Linked DNA regions of Mus musculus: regions 1 and 3 are each linked to region 2. Evidence: chromatin loops called from intact Hi-C (ENCODE). Cell type or tissue: gastrocnemius. All regions are shown on one strand. Region 1 holds the start of Cetn3 (centrin 3). Region 2 holds the start of Arrdc3 (arrestin domain containing 3). Region 3 overlaps 9330111N05Rik (RIKEN cDNA 9330111N05 gene).

Evidence for each region. Hi-C counts contacts between places; a loop is a spot of excess contacts. Peaks named below come from ENCODE experiments on the same cell type or tissue, not always from the same donor. Only the 100,000 strongest peaks of a DNase experiment are listed, where the experiment ranks them.
Region 1: it touches region 2 in a loop (6-fold over the local background); 12 of 42 quality-filtered maps call a loop at or near these places.
Region 3: a loop joins it to region 2, with 6 times the contacts of the local background. A loop is called at or near these places in 9 of 42 quality-filtered maps.

What each region holds. Positions count from the first base shown.
Region 1 is chr13:81,782,291-81,784,790 of GRCm38, reverse strand. It overlaps Cetn3 (centrin 3), which reads right to left and starts at 1,544. Exons shown (of 5, transcript NM_007684.4): 1 at 1,434-1,544; 2 at 15-150. The coding sequence starts at 1,450. In gastrocnemius, no CTCF peak of the experiment used is centred here; DNase peaks (open chromatin) are centred at 1,061 and 1,551; H3K4me3 peaks cover 2,148 bases; H3K27ac peaks cover 2,301 bases.
Region 2 is chr13:80,880,955-80,883,454 of GRCm38, reverse strand. Arrdc3 (arrestin domain containing 3) reads right to left here and starts at 33. Exons shown (of 8, transcript NM_001042591.1): 1 at 1-33. In gastrocnemius, no CTCF peak of the experiment used is centred here; DNase peaks (open chromatin) are centred at 129 and 1,522; H3K4me3 peaks cover 1,270 bases; H3K27ac peaks cover 1,334 bases.
Region 3 is chr13:81,021,257-81,023,756 of GRCm38, reverse strand. All of the region lies in intron 1 of 9330111N05Rik (RIKEN cDNA 9330111N05 gene), which reads right to left. Among named protein-coding and RNA genes, the nearest start is that of 9330111N05Rik, 58 kb to the right of the region's middle. In gastrocnemius, a CTCF peak has its summit at 1,147 (motif pointing right); no DNase peak of the experiment used is centred here.

The sequences.
Region 1 (2,500 bases), 900 kb before region 2:
AAGTCCCCTGTTACCTTTAATTCATGATAATCTATGGCTTGGTCTTTGTCGGTATCAAACAGCTCAAAAGCATCTTTAATTTCTTGCTTCTGTTCTTCAGAGAGCTCTCTTCGTTTTTTCCTTTTTGTTTTGTCTACTACAAGCTCACCTCTAGGACACAGAAAAATGTCTTTAGGCCACTTTAACCCATCTTAGGACAAAGATTCATTTTCTAAATTTTAACAAAGCAGAGTAGCCTGGCAAATAAAGGAACTGCCCCTAAATCAATGTCCTGTAGTCAAATGTACTTTTATAAGAGAAATCCTAAACAAAGTCAAAAGCACCGAAAACACCATACATATTATTCATGTCATCTACCAAAAATAAAGAACAAAACAATGTCATCTACCAAAAATAAAGAACAAAACAATCAACCAGAATAGACTTGATTTTGGACAGCTTATAAATTCTCACAATTACTACAAAAAAACAACCATAAAACTTAAAAGATTACTTTTGCACTGTAAGCTCAAAATGTTTTTAGATTATACATTTGTAACACTGCTTTGTGGTTTTATTCCACTGATATTAGCCAGGCAAAATATAAAAGGGTCTAAACATTCAAATACTAGACACCAAAAAAAAAAAAAAAAAAAAATCACAGCATCTAATAGTCGTGCTTAAGTCTACGTGATGTTTAAAAGTGTTTTAACTCTCACTTAACATGTAAACGATAGGTTAAACGTCTTAAAACTCTGGAGAAGCTTAAAGAAAAATCTAAAAAGGGCACTTGGATCTGAAAATGTCTGCCTTCAAAAGCTGCCAATGCAAAAAGCGGTCCAAATGTGTAAACGAGGATACAGCACGTGTATCCGCACGTTCTAAAAGATGGAAGCTTTAAACCTCAAACCCTTGAAACTCGGCTAACTAACTGCTCGCGCTATTTACGTCTGGACGCCGTCGGGCTCAGGGACGCCGGCCCAGTGGCCCACGTGACCCCGGCTGCCCCCACTCGCCACACCCCCACGCCAGCTCCCGCCTCCTTCGTCACCCTGCGGAGCCAAAGGGGCGGCGCGGCGCGGCCCGCCCGGGGCACCTTTAACTGTAGATGGGCAAGGTGAGGAGCCAATGAGGGGAGGGATGGACGGAAGTGAAAGGACGGTGTCACGGAAACGAGCTCCACCCGAGACGCCTAGAGCACAGCGTGCCTCGGGGCCCGGGGAGAAAGGCGAGCGCTCCTGCGACTTTCCAGGGGGAATCAGGCAACCAGGGCTGAGTCCCGCAGTCGCGTGAGGGAAACCTCGCGAGACTTCACTCGGGCTGCGGCGGTGCCCGGAGGCGGGAACCGCCGAGGTCTGGTGCTCGGCGCTGGGCACCCGCCCCCGACCCGGTCTCCCGTCCACACCCGCCCTGGCCCTCTGGGGGGACGGAGGCACGGCCTCCTCGTTACCGACCTCAGAGCTAAACTCATTCTCTCTTCCGACAGAGATGTTCCACTCGGGGACTTTACCACGGGAACCGCTCAACAGCCACCAACCTCCACGCCTCGGGGACCACCCACCAGACAAGTTTCTGGGCGCGATTGGCTGAAATTGCCAACAGCCGGCCTATTGGGGCGGAAGCGTCGCTGCTCTTCTTTTTTCATTGGTCAGCATTCATGTCAATCAAGTACACATTTTTTGGCCCTGGTTGTCAGTCTGGCTCCCTGGATTGGCCAGGTTCTTTCCCGACTCCCTTGCGCGCGTATTAGAGTCACCACGCGAGACTCAGGCAGGCAAGGCGAGGCCCCACGCGTGACATGCACGGCGTCGACCGAGGGAAGGGAAAAGGCCAGCCCAAGCAGCCTGCTCAGAACGAGGGAGCAGTTTATTGGGGAACCAGGTCTGCGAAAAGATGTACAATTTTAGGTGGCCGGTGCACCTGAGAAACTTAAATCTAAAGGCGACATTCTTTATTCTTAGTTCAGTGAGGACCAAGCTAAGCGTTCTCCCCCGTACATCTCCCAAGTGATTTTAAGGCAGGCTGGATTATGGATTAGGCTTCTCGTTTTGCTGTTTTGTTAGGTCATTTACAATGAGACTAGCCAAACCACCCTTTTCTTCTGTGCGATTGGAAATGTGTGCTTGCTTCTGCTTCTCATTTTCTAGTGCTATAAAGTGTTTATGTGCGTCTTATCTTCACTGCCCACCAAGCCTCTTAAAGTTTACTTAGATCATCAGACTGCGAGCGAGACTGACTGTCTTCAAGGCCAGGGTTCTGTTTACACGAGTATTTGTACCAAACAAAATATCTGGAACTTAGGTGCTCCATAAATATTTGATGCATAAAATGAGGTATTATTGTGGAAAACTTGGAAACTACTGAGCTAACCTGCAGTGCTTATCGGTATAAATACAATAAACTGGGGCTAGGAATTAGAAACGGCAAATACTGTATGTAAGCTTATATGTGAACGAAGGACGCTGTGTAATTGGCTATGCATGAGTTAAGCTAGAGTGTAGATAGGAATTTGGACAAGTAA
Region 2 (2,500 bases):
TGCTCCACGCTCCTGCTCGTCTCAGTGGTCTCCTTACAAAGACGGGCGGCTGGAGGCTGCCAGCTCACTTTAAGAGCAGCTTTGTGAAAAACAACCCTAGTGCGCAGGCGCAGGCTGCGACTGCGGCCAGCCTTCCAGCGCGCTCCCTCCCGCGCGGCGCGCGCCCGGCTCTTGCCGCACGCTCCCGGTACAGTAGGTGTGGAGCGGGCGCCGCCGACTTCGGTGCATGGGCCGCTGCGATTGGCAGGCGGGCACCCCGCCACCCCCGCCACCCCCGCCACCCCCGCCACCCCCGCCACCCCCGCCACCCCCGCCGCGGCCGCAGCGCCGGCCCCGCACGCGCTCCCGGAGCTGAGCAGAGGGACCCGGCGGCGCCAGGCCAGGAGTGTGCGCCTGGGCCGCGGACCCGGAGGACGTGCGAGCCGTGGGGGAAGGGGAGAAACCAGTTGGGCAAGCGGTTGGTGGCCCGAGTCTGAGCTAATGAATTTCAAAAGAAACGTAATAAAAAGCAGACAAATATTGTTCATAGAAGAAAGCGTTGTTGACTTGGATAGAAATAACAAAAGCAAGCAGGACTTTGTAGGCTGGGTGGCAATGGACTAAGCCAAGGCCTGAGGAGCCAAAGAACAATGCTCCAGGCAGCTCCCGTCTTCAGCTCCTACAGCATCAAACCCAATCAAGTTGTCTGTGTAGTGTGTAGGCCTGACCACTTCCTCGAAGGGAGAAAAAGTCCTTTTTCAAGACATCACCTTTTGCTCCTTTTGCAGGGAATGACTCGATTACAACTCCTGTATCAGGAATAAGAATAGAGCTCACACCCCTAATTACCACCTCATAAGAGGCGGTTTGAACATAGTCATTTAGCTGACATTGTTTACAACAGACTGAAAAGCCTTAGGAAAGCATATAAGGTGGTTTTTGGTTTTTAAGTATGATTTGTTATATAAGTGAGGCTTAATTTTGTTAAGCCTTACTTTTAATTCAACATGCTAATTGCCGTGCTGCATCTTTAAATACAGGCACATTTCTCCTTTTTTAATGCCTTGAGTAAAATACTCAGTCATAAACATCACCAGGATTTAGGGGGTAATAGATCATTAACAATCAACATAACCTCATAACAGGGCTATGTTATAAAATCCTGTATTATGCCTAACCAAAAAATGTGGGGGGTTGGTTGTCCATAGTTAAACATTAGATTTTTTTTTTGAATGATAAATCTGGATAGGTCGAATCACAACAAACTAAACACATTCATCTTGCTGTTTTCTTTATTTAAAAAAGAAAAAAAATCTACATGTTTAGTTAGATTGAACTTGACACTTGAACTGAAAAAAAAAACCTAAAATATAACTATGTGAAGAATAATTACTGGAAAAGCCAAGAAGAGTTTAGCTTTTTATGCATAAAATTACACATCTGTGTATTTGGTCCGGGGTGGGGGGTAGGGGCAACTTTCTTCTCTTGGTTGACACCTGGTGGATAATCCAGGTAAAGTGTCTAACCCTTGGGCTAAGGGTTGGTAACAAATACTATTGGTGTTTTTCTCCCCCTAGTGGTAACAGCCACGTCTTTGCTAGAATGTCAAGTTTCCTTCAGTATGAGGTGGATTTCAGCATTAGACACCACAGAAGATTGAGCAAGGAGTGGAGTTAAAAGTGGGCACAACGAGAATTTACATTATTTTTTAAATTTTATTTATGTATGTATATCTATGTAAGAGCACGCATTGTGTGTTCTGGAACCTGTTAAGCCAGAAGATCGGTGGCCTCAGACTCCCTGTTACTGGAGTTATAGATGTGAACGTGGCTACGTGGGTGCTGTGAACTGTATCACATTTCTGAAAATTAAGGATCACTATGTAAGAGCCTGAGAATTGCATTTAATGGAAAAGGATCCTAGTATTGTTTGTAGTTTGTAAAGTTTCTAATGGGGAATCAACACCATCCCTGTATTGCTCCCTCTTTTATTTGATGCTCCTAGGATCTTTTGCTTCATTAGATTTACTTTGCTATTAGTCTAATGTGACTTCTCAAAGACTTTAGTAATGGACACATGCTAAACCTTAACCAATAATTTTTACCCATGTTGCATTTATTTCCCTTTGGTCCCCTTTTCCTTTTGAGGTTTTGTTACATAGTATTCCTCAAGTGTGTAAACAAGTATATTTGATTCATTTGGCTTTCCCCTCCTAGTTATTGAAGCCACAAAAGCATGACGAACAAACAAATATGCTGGTACCTCTAAGTACTTGTGTATATTTTCATTTCTAAAAGAAATGTTATGCTTAGGTCAAATTTTGTATGTTATTTCTCTTTGATTTTAATAACTTTGCATTTGCAGACTCAAAATGTCTCCCCTTGAGACAGCTGGGAGTGCTGGGTTGTGGCGTGCTATCTTGGGCTTCTCTGATGTTTCACTGGGACACTATTGTATTTTGATTTAGATTTCAGCTATTCATCTTCACACCAAGGCTCTTTCCTGCTGCAACCCAGCCTAC
Region 3 (2,500 bases), 140 kb before region 2:
TTTTGTTTTATGAGACAGGTTTTTTGTATATAGCCCCTGGCTATCTTAGAACTCGATATGTAGACCAGGCTAGCCTTGAAGTCACACAGATCATTTTGCCTCTGCCTTCCCAGTGGTGAGATCAGAGGCACATGCCACCATGACCAGTTCAGCTTGATAATATGTTAACAGTTCAGTTGATCTGGACTCTAAAGAGATATATTCAACAGTACAAATGTCCAGATACAAATTTAAACAGTAAGGAAGCATGTTTGAGAACACAGGTCAGACATAATATTTCACCTTCTCTAATTCTAAACTCAAGGAATACCAAAGATCTAGGATTTCCAAGAAGCTAGGTGGGGGCCAAAAGAAAACAACTTTATTCTTTAATGAAGTGTTTCTTTTAGAAGATCTTCAACAAAGTAAATGTACTGGTTCCATAATAAGTTCTTCTTATGATGACTGGCTCTAACCAGTCCTGGGGAAATGTACTAACAGACAGAGATTACCCAGCGAAGTACAGGAGATGAGAAAGTACATAGGGCTGCCGTGGTTGCGCCAATGTTTATAAAGCCCTTGCACATCTTTATGGATAAAAGAATCCACAAGACAATGCCATGTACCTACTTGTTATTGAGATTCCAGATGAGGACATCCAAAGAGCTCAAGGCTTTCTTCATAAACACTTAAAAGTAAACACTGATGCGTATTCTTTTCTGGCTGAGCAGGGTGAAAGTGCCCAGATCAGGGCCGGTAATAGAGACAGCCAGCCAGAGAAGACATCTGCCCACACAACGTGCTTTAAAGAAAGCCCACAGCCCTGCCTGTTGGAAAGTATTTTCCTTTTTGATTCTTCTGAACATCCCCCTGTTTTTCTGGCCTCCATTCCATCACTAATCAGCAGTGAGTTAGATGCGAAGTAAAGGTATTATCTCCATAAAGCCACAGTGGGAACATATAGACAATTTGGCAGGAGAATTTGCCTTTTTCCCACTTTCAGAACAAAACATATAGACAGCAATTAGTTTATCTGGATTGTTGGCTTGAGAAGCAAACGCTAGGATTCTAATAGTTTGGGACATAAATGGCCTTTCTATTCTATATGAGAGTTCAGCATGTGAGTTTCATAACTTCTTGCCCCATGTCAGAAGAATTAGTTGGGGCCCAGCAGAGGGCACCCTAAGAGACCAGCACATAGGGGCTAGAAACTTACTAATGGATATAGGTTTACTAAATCCAGCTTTGTTTCCAACTTTTTAAGTTTTAGGAAGCCAGCCTTAAGGAAACTGGAAAGCTTTAATATTTACTGGTTATGAATTCCCTGGTGGCAGTATTACTTCTTAAATCTACTAGGTGCCAAACCATGCCTTCTTGACCCCCTTCCCCCTCTACCCCTCCCCTCCCCTCTTCATCTTCCTTTTCTCCCCTAGTAGTCATATATAACTCAATTGCCTTTGGTAGAATCAGTCACTTCCTATCCTCACCCCAAAAAATGCAAGATCACGGAGCTTACAGACACAAAAAGCACTTAGAAAGTCACAAAGGGGACTCAGGGCTGAAGCACAGTGCACTGAAGAAACAGACAAAACCTACCTGATTGTTGCATGATGTAGGGGGTAAAAGGTGGTCAGCCAACTCTTTCACTTAGATTGGCTGTTTATGTCTTTGATGTATTTATAGGTATTGAAAAGCAGAGCCAGATCTCTTAGTTTTGAAAGTAGAATACCCTCTTCACATGTCATACAAAATAATTCCCAAGGAAATTCATGGACTTCTCCCCATGTATACAATAATAATCCCAGCATAGGGCTTGCTATATTTGAAGGAGAAAGAATGGAATTTTGAAAAATTACCAATTCAAAATTCATGATGAATTTTGGGCCTACATGAGTGCCCACCATAACTTAATATAGCAAATTACTATTTCTGTTTCCAGTTTCCACCTTAAAATTACATTAAAATCATTTTTCTTTAATGATGATCTTATTCTATGGCATGAGTAAATATAAATATTTTTTATATGCTTTTTGTGGCACTGTCTTGCTATGTAGCACTCACTGGCCTGAAACTGACTATGTAGATCAGACTGGCTCAAACTTGAATCCATCCTCTTTACTTTATCCCCTAAGTACCAGGCTTATATCACCACACCAAGATAAAAATGTTATATTTTGATGAGTCAAAAAAATGATACAGGGATAGTCAAGGCCTAGATTTGTCTATGTCCTTATACTGACAACCTTTTTGTACTGAAATATACTGTGTAGATCAAAGAACTTGAATGTAAGTACATAATAAATTCAGTTGAATGAAAAAAACCAAACACAATACCTAGGTGTGAAAGAGAATTTGAGTGATAGTCCAATTAGAAATACAGCCAAGGAAACTTAATTCATGCAATGTGTGTGGTTACATTCTACAGTATGAAGGAATGTTAGAAGTTCTAGAGCATGCTATTTACCAGAGAACTTGAGCCCAGAAACAGGCAATCTAGAAAAAATAAGCATATATTTGTAAA